Linked DNA regions of Homo sapiens: region 2 is linked to region 1. Evidence: read pairs that join two places in POLR2A ChIA-PET (ENCODE). Cell type or tissue: Panc1. All regions are shown on one strand. Links, peaks and the distances in the headings refer to the core of each region. The heading gives the core; the rest is flanking DNA.

The links. Peaks named below come from ENCODE experiments on the same cell type or tissue, not always from the same donor. Only the 100,000 strongest peaks of a DNase experiment are listed, where the experiment ranks them.
Region 2: POLR2A ChIA-PET joins it to region 1 with 11 read pairs; 2 of 35 experiments call an interaction of 5 or more read pairs at or near these places.

Annotation. Positions count from the first base shown.
Region 1 is chr17:66,610,021-66,616,359 of GRCh38, reverse strand. The region is part of intron 3 of PRKCA (protein kinase C alpha); the gene reads right to left. Among named protein-coding and RNA genes, the nearest start is that of MIR634, 170 kb to the left of the region's middle. In Panc1, for the core only: no CTCF peak of the experiment used is centred there; no DNase peak of the experiment used is centred there.
Region 2 is chr17:66,456,941-66,463,279 of GRCh38, reverse strand. The region is part of intron 2 of PRKCA (protein kinase C alpha); the gene reads right to left. Among named protein-coding and RNA genes, the nearest start is that of PRKCA-AS1, 43 kb to the right of the region's middle. RefSeq lists a silencer at 1-229. In Panc1, for the core only: no CTCF peak of the experiment used is centred there; a DNase peak (open chromatin) is centred at 3,319; H3K27ac peaks cover 4,220 bases.

The DNA.
Region 1 (6,339 bases), core at 751-5,750:
AGGTGTCATGGCACAGCCAGAATCCAAGTCTTAGGGTTGAATGGACAATGTTCTTTCTATATTTATTATAAGGCGAGAGTGGGGGACAAGGACCCCTAGAGCCACTGGAATGTGCTAAGCTAATTCCACATGACATGTTGATTTCTACAAATTTTTACTATTTCATTCTTCCTAGAACTGGCATTCATGTACATTTGGCAAGGAATGATTTGCTAGGGCCCAGTCAGACTTTCTGATTGGGCCCTTAGGAAGGGGCATCAATGATTAAAAAGGCGTCTGTTTGTCCTGCAATCTGAAACTGGGATTCAGAGTAGTGACGAGTAACATTGCATAAAACCTCACTTGGCGAAATGGCTGAGCAAGGCATTGAGCAAAGCTGCCTTAGTTCTGGGTCTAGAGAAAAGCAATGAATGTTCCAATTCCAAGCAGTTTCAAGAGGTCCCAGAGATCCACCTCCTGTCCTGACAGCAAGGGAGCTGGGGGGATTCCTTGAAGCTGCTTGGATTTGAACATTCAACATTTCAGTGAAATCCCTTCCCTTATGTTCAATGCCAGCAGAACATAAGGAAAGGGATTTCACTGAAACCCTGACCAGGCCCAAGGTGGTGACTGCCGACGGAATGCCCTTTTCACTGCACAGGGATGTGCTGGTTTCAACAGTTACTATCTGTGGGTTTGCTTTACAGTGGAGGCACCTCTGGCAAAGCTTTGTTTCACCCTCCCAGGGCACACGCAGGCCTGGAAGGACCAATGCTACAGTGGCAGGTGATCAAAATGGAGAGGTAAATTATTCATTTTCTCTCAGGCTTGAAGGATAGACAGTTCTCTGCCTATGAATGAGTTGTTTCAAAAATCACTTACAAGGCTGTAGTTCTAAAGCAGGATGTTTAGAACCCTAGATCCAGAGCTACATACAAGGTTCACTTCCCAGACCAGACTCCTCAATCCCCAAGTGCTATCTTCAGAGCCCTACAGAATACAATCCCATTACAGCACAGAATGCTGGCTACCCACCCCGACATCCACTCCCCTCCCTCCTTCATAAGAGAACCCTCATTTGAGCTGGGCACACCGAGGCCTGAAACAGAAGAAAACATTTTTCCCCTTCTTTGCAGCTAAACATGGTCACTGAACAAATGAGATATTAGTGGAAGTGTTATGTGGAAACTTCCTGAAAAGCTGCCTAGAGGGAGGCCACTCAGCTGGGAGAGGCATCCTGGTTGTCCTTTTACATGTTGGTAGCATGCATCACAAACGCGAGGGCTGGAGCTACACAGCCATTTGGGGTCAGAGGGGACTGTGCATGGAAGCCCTGGGCTTGTATGGTACAACAGAGACACAGAAGCCTGGTTCCTGATGACTGTGGAACTGCTCTGAAGCCCTGGCCCACCCCCTCCCTACTCCTTTCACATGAGGGAAAAATAAACATTCTCATTCAGTCTGCTGTTATTTGGAATTTTTGTACTGTATACAGCTGCATCCAATTCTTAACTGATATGCCCATGAATTACAATGTCTCTACTGGAAAATGGGATGGTACGACACATGTATCCCTAAACCCTTTTTGGCAGTAAGCACAAAAAGAATAAGAATTTGTGCACACCTCCAAAAGAGCTTTAAGAAAAGCATAACGAGGAACTGCCACTTGTGGAACACTTCCTGTTTGACACGGTATTTGCCAGCCACCACAATGTCACAAGGTTAATGATGAATTGCTGGCCCCCTTTTACAGATGAGGAAACTGAGGCCCATGTAGTTTCAGAATCTCTCCCAAATTTAGCTGTTAAGTGGCTGAGGAAGAGTTATTTATATATTTGGCATGAGATAAACACAGATATGGTAACAGGTAGGAAACGGTAACATTTTTAAGAACTCACCAACAAATTCAGCAAATTGCAATTATATGAGGAACCAGAATAAATAGAAAGTAACTTCACAGAATTAAAGGAGATAATTGATGCAAAACTGCCTCACGTGTGGTAGATGCCTCAAAAATATCAATTTCCATCTGGATTTTTAGAGTCCTTCCGGAAATATACAAACATACGCCCCCAAATCTGTGAGATGTCGTTATCTTGTTTGATAGGTAGCATACATGAAAATCTACAATCATTAAAAATGTACCTCAAAAATGGAGTGGCCAGGTTTCTGTGTCCCATCCTCCCAACCCCCTGCCCCTCCACTTCACGTCCAGCTGGAATCGGAGAGAGTGATATTATTTGGAAATAGGGTCTCTGCAGGTGCAATTTAGTTAAGTTAAGATGAGGTCAGCTGGGCATGGTGGCTCATGCCTGTAATCCCAGCACTCGGGGAGGCCAAGGCACACAGATCACTTGAAGCCAGGAGTTCAAGACAAGCCTGGCCATCTTGGTGAAACCCCATCTCTACTGAAAATACAAAAATACAAAAATTAGCTGGGTGTGATGGTGCACACCTGTAGTCCTAGCTACTAGGGAGGCTGAGGCACAAGAATCCCTTCAATCTGGGAGGTGAAGGTTACAGTGAGCAGAGATCGTGCCACTACAGCTTGGGTGACAGAGCAAGACTCTGTCTCAAAAAAAAAAAAAAAAAAAAAAAAAAGGATGAAGTCATACTGGATTAAGGTGGGCCCTAAATCCAATGACTGGTGTCCTTACAAGAAGGAAAAGGACACACACACAAAGATACACAGAGAGGAGATGGCCATGTGAATCGGAGGCAGAGATTGGAGTGATGTAGCTGCAAGCTGGGGAACACAGGGGTTGCTGGGAGGCCCCAGAAGCCAGGAAGAGGCAAGGAAGGATTCTTCCCTAGAGCCTCGCACAAAGCATGGCCTGGAGACACCTTGATGGGTGTCTTTTGGACTTCTAGCCTCAGAATTGTGAGGGAATAAATTTCCGTTGTTTTAAGAAAACGAGTTTGGTAATTGGCTGCAGCAGCTTTAGGAAACTAGTGGAGTCTGGAAACAGATTTAAAGTAGCAAAGAGCACTGATTAATAAAAGTATTTATAATGCTGAGATCCACTTCTGTGCATCTAAAAAAATAACCATCTCTCTTGTGTAGACGGCTATGCATTTAACCTCTAATTTTCCTTCCTCCAAAAACCACTGCTGGGATGTCCTTGACTCAACTCTTCACAGAGCCAACATCAGGCTCTAGGATTCTGGCAGAGAACTCTAATTAGCGGTCAAGGCTCCGCTGCATCTGTTGATGATGTAGTGGTTTATTGAGGTGAGAAAAGTCGGCTGCTGTATGTCAAATACACCAATGAACAGCTGCTAATTAGATTTGGGGATAAGATTTGATTTTATCCTGGAAATATAAGCAATCCCTGTACACAATTGCAACTTGTATATATTTGCCTAATTCTAAGCTTAATGTTCTATTCTTCTGAATTAACATAATCAAGTTTAGAATACTTATGTTGAGAATATCAAATGAATAAACATGACTTTATACATACTCTATAGTTTGACAAATCTGTGATGGAGAAACCCAATTATGATAATTTAAAAACAGAAAAGATAATTTTCTTCAACTGTTTGTAAGAGAAAAAAGGTTTTCTTCCCCTGGAAAAATTCACAATACCACAAATGAGGTACTTATCTCTTGAGTTTCCATACAACTTAGCTAAAGACAAAAAAAAAAAAACCTCCAACAGAATCAGTGAAATATTCTCAATTGCACATATGAATCTCTAATTTATATAGTATGAGAAAATCACAAATATCAGAACGTTCTCAATGTAAATCAGTTATCTCCACTAACTCAGTATTCTCCCAGCAGGCTTAGCACCCATCCTAATAGGCATTAAAAGGATTCAGGATTCTGTGTGTGCACTCTATTTATATATTACCAATGTCAGGTTTCTTCCACTACCAGAATGAGCCCTAAAATTAGGTTACATGGAACTATAAGTCAATCAAACTGTTAATAATGTCTCTTGGGTGTTTAAAATATTTGTTATTTTTTCCAGTCTTTTTTTTTTTTTTTTTTTTGAGACAGATTTTCGCTCTTGTTGCCCAGGCTGGAGCGCAATGGTGTGGTCTTGGCTCACTGCAACCTCCATCTCCTGGGTTCAAGCAATTCTCCTGCCTCAGCCTCCCAAATAGCTGGGATTACAGGCGCCTGCCACCATGCCCAGCTAATTTTTGTATTTTTAGTAGAGACAGGGTTTTACCATGTTGACCAGGCTGGTTTCAAACTCTTGACCTCAGGTGATCTGCCTACTGTGACCTCTCAAAGTGCTGGGATTACAGGCATGAGCCACTGAATCTGGCCTCCAATCTTTTTTTTTTTTTTTACTCACAAAGTGAGATATGTGTAAAATAAAACAAGTGTTTTTCCCATCAATGGTAAGATAAATAAATCCATTATAAAAATGCACCAAGGATTTGAATACATGCTCTCCAAAGAAGATATATAATGACCAATAAACACATAAAAACATGTTCAACATCATTAGCCATAGGGAAACGCAAATCAAAACCACAATGAGGTACCACTTTGCATCCATGAGGATGGCTAGAATCAAGAAGATCTGTAACTATGAATGTTGGCAATGATGTGGAGAAATCAGAACCCTCAACTCATTGCTAGAGGAACCATAAAATGGTGTAACCACTTCAGAAAACTGCCAGTTCTTCAAAATGCTTAATACATGTGACCCTGCAATTCTACCCCTAGGTACAGACCCAAGAAAACAAAAAACATGTGTCCACATGAAACCTGTAATGTTCATGGCAGAATTATTCACAATAGCCAAAATGTAGAGACAACCTAAATGTCCATCAACTGATGATGGATAACCAAAATGTGGTACACCCATACAATGGAGTATTATTAGGCCATTAAAACAATGAAGCACTATGACATGCTACAACATGGATGAACCCTGAAAACACAATACAAGAAGCCAGTTACAAAAGGCCATTTACTGTATTATTCCATTTATGTGAAGTGTCCAGAATAGACAAATCCATAGAGACAAAAAGTAGATTAGTGGTTGCCAAGGGTCGGGATAATGGGGAAAAGGGAGATGACTACTAGTAAGTATAGAGTTTCTTTTAGGGGTGATGAATATATCCTAAAATTAGATTATGGTAGCATTTGTACAACTCTAGGCATACACAAAAAATCACTGAGCTATACACTTTAAATGGGTGAAGCTTATGGGTACATGAATTGTATCTTGATAAATCTATAACAAAAATAAAGCAATACTGGGATATAATAAGAAATATTCACTTGGACTCCTCCCCCAGTTCGTGGCCCAGAGATTCTAAAATCTTTGTAATTCCTGAGCAACAGGGATGTTAGGAGACTTTTTTGTTCTAATATTTGGTCTTTGACCCCAGTTCCTTGTCAGGGATGATAAAATTCCTCTTCAAAGGGTTTAACTTGTAATGTCCTTGTTCTTTGTTCTGAAGCCCAACTTCCTTGTACTCTCGTTTCTAGTATTTAAACCACCCTTCCTGCTCTTGCTGCACCCTGACATGCCTTGTACTGTAATGGACAGTCTCTCCTTTCCCACCCAACTAGCCCTCCGCAATTTCAAACAGTAGCCAGTCGGGTCAGCTTAGATCTTAGGTTGTGCAGTCCAACCCCAATCAATAGGGGAAGGACACAGAGACAGGAACTGAGTTAGGGTTAAAAACCCCTTCCTTCCCTTGTTCGGTGTGCTCTTGCGATCGTGACTGAAACAGGAAGCACCCTTCTGCAGAAGTAAATTTGCTTTGCTGAGATATTTTCTGTTCGAGTGTTATTTCCTTTGCGACTCAAGCACTCATTTCCAACATCCTGAAACAGAGCTAATCCCTTGGAATTTCCTGGGTGATGGGAGTGTCTTTTGTTATCATGGGGTGACTCTGGGTGGGTTCCTGGATACAGGCTGGTCACTGGAAAGACCAAGCCATGACTAGAAGCTTGAAACTTTTAGCTCTACTGCTCCCCAGTCTCCAGGAAGGGGTGAGGGTCTGGAGATGGAGTGAATCATCAGTCATGCCTGTGTGAGAAGGCCTCCATAAAAGTCTCTGGACTTCAGGGTTCAGAAAGCTCTGTTGATGGTGGGTCCGGGGAGGCCATGGAAGCTCTGGGCCCCTCCTCACATCCCTTGCCCTGTGCATCTCCTCCACCTGGCTGTTCATTTGTATCCTTTGTAATATCCTTGATAATAAACTGGTAAATGTAAGTAACGTGCATTCCTGAGTTCTGCGAGCTGTCCTAGCAAACAAGAGAACCCTAAAAGGGGGTCAATTTGTAGCTAAATTGGACATCAGCTATGGGTAACCTGTACTTATGAGTAGTGTCTGAAGCAGGGATGGTGGGGGGCAGTGTTGTGGGACTGAACCCTTATCTTG
Region 2 (6,339 bases), core at 620-5,619, 150 kb after region 1:
TTCAAGTGACTCAGCTAGTCACTAGATCTTTTCTTACGGTTTCAGAGAAAAGTCAGCAAAAACTGCACATTATACAGGGCGACAGGCATGGCAGCAGTTTCTGGTGCACATGTTGCCTGTCTCCCGGTGACAGAAGATAACAGAGGACTAAGAGCGCACATATACCTCAAGAGCCCTAAGGCTGCCACAGGAGAGTAAACAACTCCACCCAGCACTGCTCCAGGCCGGGTAAGCCAACCTCTCTGGAGTCTGCAGGCTTACAATTGATTCTGGGGAAATAATTTATTATGATTGCCAGTCAGTGACTCATAAATGTGTGTGTGTGTGTGTGTGTGTGTGTGTGTGTGTGTGTGTTTGCATGTGTGCACGTGCATGTGTGTGCATGTCTTTGTAATTCTTCTTCCACATCCTTCAATTATTTTCTAAGCACCAACAGTAAACTTCTGGGCTACTTTTAATAAGAGATTCTTATTCTCTGCAGGAGGACATTTCATTCCTCTTAGCTATGACATATTCAACATTTTTATAGAAAGCAAAAACCATAGGTGGGAGGTAGGGGTGTTCGTGTTTTTGTAAATTGCCTCTAAAGAAGCTGCCACCATTGGTGGGGAAGACCTATATCATGGCTTACAAAAAAGTATCCTAAAATGGACATAAGCACTATTCATGTGCTTCAGTAGATTAAAAAAGATGGTTGGTGTCTTTTATCTATTTTGAGAAAGAAACAAATTTATACAATGAAAACGTTCACAGAAACTAGATGTAAGGTTGTAAAAATAAATAAGTACCTTGCTTTCTTATACAATAAGACATTCAAGTATTAGAAAAATGGAACTGCTACATGGGAAGTAATTATTATGTTAAGGCAAACTTTAGCTATTAGATGCCTTTTTTCTTCTCTCATTAAGCACAACCATCAACTTTTCATGAGCGGGCCCACTGGCTGCTGTCTGGAATGAAGAATCCTATGTTGCTTTCCAGCCTCACATTTCCCCTTTGTGTACTACAAAATAGGAGCTGTTTCATTAGAAACATAAAACAATGAGGAAGAAGCTGTTATTGACAAACTGGGTTTGGCCTTGTGCACTGATCTCAGAAACCGCAGAGCACCAGCCAGCTTCCATCCATGAAGGGATTTGTCTGTCCAACTTGAGTTCAAACAGAGGGAAGCAGACCCGACGTTTAAAAGAATATATCACACACCCTCTGCCCACAACCAAGGTCTCATCTTAGAAGTGATGAAAATAGAGGGTCAAAAAAGAAAAAACTAGACACTGTTCACGGAAACAGGAAACACCTCAATGACATCCCATAGAAGCATGCTCGGTAGTTAGGAACCCCAGTCTCCTCCTCGGTAGTTAGGAACCCCAGTCTCCTCCTCGGTAGTTAGGAACCCCAGTCTCCTCCTCGATAGTTAGGAACCCCAGTGCCTATACACCCATTATCTCAGGGGTCAATTATTTCAATTACTTCACACTCCAGCTGCCAATTAACTCATGGGCCACCATGAAACCCACAGAATGCCTCTATGCCAAGAAGGTTCTCAAGTATCTGCTATCATAATATAAACCTAAGTGCCCAGTGAATACTGTTTTTCTATTACAAATTGATCTTTGGATACATTTCCCCAGAAAATGTTACATCATTTTTACCACTTAGTGCCTACCTAGCACGCGAGCTCTCTGAGCTTCACTTGCTGCAACACAAAATAAGCACAGAATTAGGAGATAACTAGGGGAATTATCATAGCACTGAAATCTGAGGTCATTTCCTCATTTTTGAATACTGGAAAATGAAGGATATTTGAAACTGTTCACCACAACTCAGGTGACACGGGCACTCCACTATAGAACATCTCACTATTGCTAAAAATTACATACCTGTGCTTAAATGTGCCAATGACATATGCTGGTTGAGACTGATCAAAACAAGTCTGGAAGAAGTCTGGTTAGAAGAACAGGTTTTTTTACATACAGATAACATGTTAGCAACTTGAATATTAAATTTGGCACATGAACTTTTAAAAGTATTAGGATTGGGATGTGATTTTCTTTTCTTTTTTTTTTTTTTTTTTGAGATGGGGTCTCATTTTTTCACCCAGCCTGGAGTGCAGTGACGTGAACATAGCGTACCGCAGCCTCGAATTCCTGGGCTCAAGCAATTCTCCTGCCTCATTCCCCTGAGTAGCTGGAACTACAGGCGTGTACTATCACACCCGGCTAATCTTTGTATTTTTTGTAGAGATGGGGTTTTGCCTTGTCGCCCAGGCTGGTCTCCAACTCCTGGGCTCAAATGATCCACCCGCCTCAACCTCCCAAAGTGCTGGGATTACAGGCGTGAGCCATCATGCCCATCTGGGATGTGCTTTTCTAAGGAAGAAACAGACACAACAAGACAACCTCAGAGAAGGTGGCTCCACATACTGATGTTTTATAAACCTGTGTCTGCGACCAACCTCTGGGGTAGGAGCTGGGACACCTGAAGTCTTCAGTCCCCGCTTTGCTAGCCTTACCGTTTCCTGCCTGTCAAATAATGGGGACGCAGTTCTGCTTCCACAGCAAAGGAGACACTAAGCTGCTGGTCTGCCCCATCAGCTGGCAGGTTGGCACAAAACCCAGCAACATTCAAAGGTGCAATTCAGCTGGTTCTCCAACTAGGAGGGCAAGACAAGGTTTTATCCCACTAAAACGTAATGAGCAGCAGAGGCCAGCTATAGAGTGATTTTAGTTCTTCTCCCTGTCTGCACTGCTGCAATTCGGAAAAAATAAAAACGCACAAAACACCAAAAAAGTAGTGTGAGAAATGGGGGTAAAGGATGAAAGGGGTGGACTTACAGGAGGTGGCACGCCTTCGCTTATCAACCCTGGATATTAAGTATGCCTTTTCCCCCCTCTATCAAATGCAAACCCTTTCACATACTTTGAGTTTTAAAACTAGTTAAAATCTGAAGGAGCTATTTTTAAAATATACATAATCATATAGTAATAGTAAGAACCACGACTTCAGCCATATGGATCATACACACACAGCCCACATACCATTCAACTCTGCTAGGCACTTCTAAGTCCACGGGCAATGACCTTCATAGATTTCATAGGCGGAATTCAATACCTTGCGTAATAATTGAAGTTACAAATGCCCAGTCCGTTAGACTTACTTAGAAAAAAACAACACAACTCTGTGGGCTTCCTATTTCAAAAGCTGTGTGGGCAAGGAGCAGAAAGCAAAGGTTAATTTTGCAAAAGAAATCAACTTTGCAAGAAAGGCTTGCATCCAGTGAGCGGGATGGAAAACTGCTTTCATGAATGATTCATCCTTCGAGACTGCGGATGGATTACTCAAGGCCTGCTGATGTGGCCCTTCCTGCACATGTACCATGTAACCCTGACAAACACCAGCTGGGAGGCCACATCCCTTCTCACTTGGAAGTACTAAAAAATAAAAATAAAAATAAAAGTAAAAAGATCAGAAAGCAGTAGAGAGTGATACTTACGCACTGAACGAAAAAGAGCAACAATGCCCCAAAATAATTACTTACTTAAAAGCACCCCCGATGGAGTCGGGTCTATAAACACAGTAACGATAAAGAGAAAAGCCTCCCAGTGTGCAACCATGGGTCTCTCTTTGCTGCTTAATAACAGCAAGGAAGAACTGGACATAGAACTTAGCTCTCAAATCAAGCGGAATCTCATTTATCTGGCACTTTTAGAGAGCAAGGTGTTCCACCAGAAGAATTTTCCAGAAAATAGAAATTTGCCCCACATTTACAAAACTTTAAAAATAATTCTAACCATTCATATTTCTGAGGGATTCTACTATATACTTTTTTACCTTCTTCAACGGAGGTAGAGAATCTAATTTGATCTTTCAGTGCGTATTCATCATGTGTTTTGTTTTGTTGTTGTTATCGTAGTTCCGTCATCCAGGCTGGAGTGCAATAACATGATCATGGCTCCGTGCAGCCTCAACTTCCCAGGCTCAATTGATCCTCCTGCCTCAGCCTCCTGAGTAGCTGGGACTACAGGTGTGTACCACCACCTCCAGCTAATTTTTGTATTTTTTTTTTTTTTTTTGAGACAGGGATTTGCCAGATGGCCCAGGCTGGACTTGAACTCCTGGGCTGAAGCAATCCACCCACCTCAATCTCCCAAAGTGTTAGGATTACAGGCGTAAGCCAGTGTGCTCAATCATTATCCCTTTTTTTTTTACTTAACAATACCTGAGTGTGTTCCTTAGTGGTTCAAATCCCAACTCCATTACTTCATAGCAGGGTAAACTTAATCAAGTTACTTTACCTCCCTCAGCCTCTACGTTCCCATCTGTAAAATGGGGATAACATGCACCATGTCAAGTGGTTGGCACACAGTTAGCATTTAACAAATGTTACTTCTCTCCTTCCCCCTTTTGCCTTTGCTTTCTCCAATGACGTACTGGGAAGGTCGGTAACCAAATGTGTAAGGAATATTACAGTAAGACAATTCTCAGAAGATTCTGAAAGGGGCAGGGCACGGTGGCTCACGCCTGTAATCCCAGCAGTTTAGGAGGCTGAGGTGGGCGGACCACCTGAGCTCAGGAGTTTGAGACCAACCTGGCCAACATGGTGAAACCCCACCTCTACTAAAAATACAAAAATTAGCTGGGCGTGGTGGTGCATGCCTGTAGTCTCAGCTACTTGGGAGGCTGAAGCAAGAGGATTGCTTGAGCCCAGGAAGTGGAGGTTGTAGTGAGCTGAGAGTGCACCACTACACTCCAGCCTGGGCGACAGAATAGAAACCCCGTCTCAAAAAAAAAAAGGAAAATAAAGAGATAAAAAAGAAGACAAACCTGAAAGGATCTTCAAGGCACCCTAGCAGTGTTGCATATTCTACTGGGGGGTCTTAAGACCCCTGTGTCCATTTTTGTTTAACTCCAGCGTCTAGGCTGTGTTCCAGGAAGCTGTAGACTTTTTGTACCTTACTTCAAGGTTTTAGATATAACTTTATTTCAATGGCCTAAATAGAAAGCAGATTAATTGACATAGCAACTACAAGATCCTGACAAAAGAAGGAATGCCTCACTGGCTGATTCTGCGAAATAGGCTTTCTTTCATGTTCCAATAATAACTCAACTTTTAAAAATTAAAATCAGTATACCCTCATCCACTAAGTGGTTTAGAGCTCTCACTTACACTGCCTAGTTTGGGAAACTGCTACTTACACAACATGACTTTGTGAAGGTCATACTCCTTATGTCAGGTTGCTTGCTCCAAACCAATTTGGTGGGTGGGAGATGACGGAGATTCTGATATACAAAAAGAGCCCATGAGGATATCAGGCTTCATTTTTCTACTCTGTAAAGATTGAGGTCTGCAGGAGTACAGCAGGTGACCCCAGCAGCACACTCAGCTAGTGATCATGGCTGTAGTAGTCCGTTCTCATGCTGCTAAAAAAGACATACCTAAGACTGGGTCATTTATAAAAGAAGAGGTTTAATTGACTCACAGTTCCGCAGGGCTGAGGAGGCCTCAGGAAACTTACAATCATGATGGAAGGAGAAGCAAACATGTCCTTCTTCACATGCTGGCAGCAAGGAGAAGTGCAGAGCAAAGGGTGGGAAAGGCCCCTTATAGAACCATCAAATCTCATGAGAACTCACTATCACGAGAACAGCATGGAGGTAACTACCCCCATGATTCAACTACCTCCCACCAGGTCCCTTCCACATGGGGATTATGGGAACTACAGTTCAAGATGAGATTTGGGTGGGGACACAGCCAAACCATCTCAATGGCTAACCTCTCCAGAGAGCTCACAGCGAGCCAGATGCTGTGTTCTATATGCATCTCACATCTTCAACAGCCCTCTGAGGTGGCACCATTATCATCACCCCAAGAGAGGGATGCACCAAGGCTCAACAAATTAGAAGAACTGAGCCATCTAGGTCTCCCAGGCTCCACGACCATCCCCTACACTAAGAAACCCCACACATCTCTTCACCCCAAATGCCAAGGTAGCTCCTACCTTCAGTAGAGGTAAAACATGCTGTTCTCCTGACCCCCACAGGCCCAAAATACTCAGTTAAGAACTCTTAAGTTCTCTTGGACAAACACCCAAAACACTGGTGAGAAAACAGGCCAAGACGACGACTCCAAGATGAGTCTATCCCTTAAATTCTTATTGAAATATTAAATCGCTCTGGCATGATCAGTGTAGGCAAAAAAGTTTTCCATCCTAATCATGCCAAGCACCCTCCCATGGCCACACAGCTGGGCCTACAACATAAAAGGTTTACATGAACCTCTCACTCCCTACTCAGACATTCATGACATTCATGTACAGAAGAAGCAGCAGCCACTGGCCT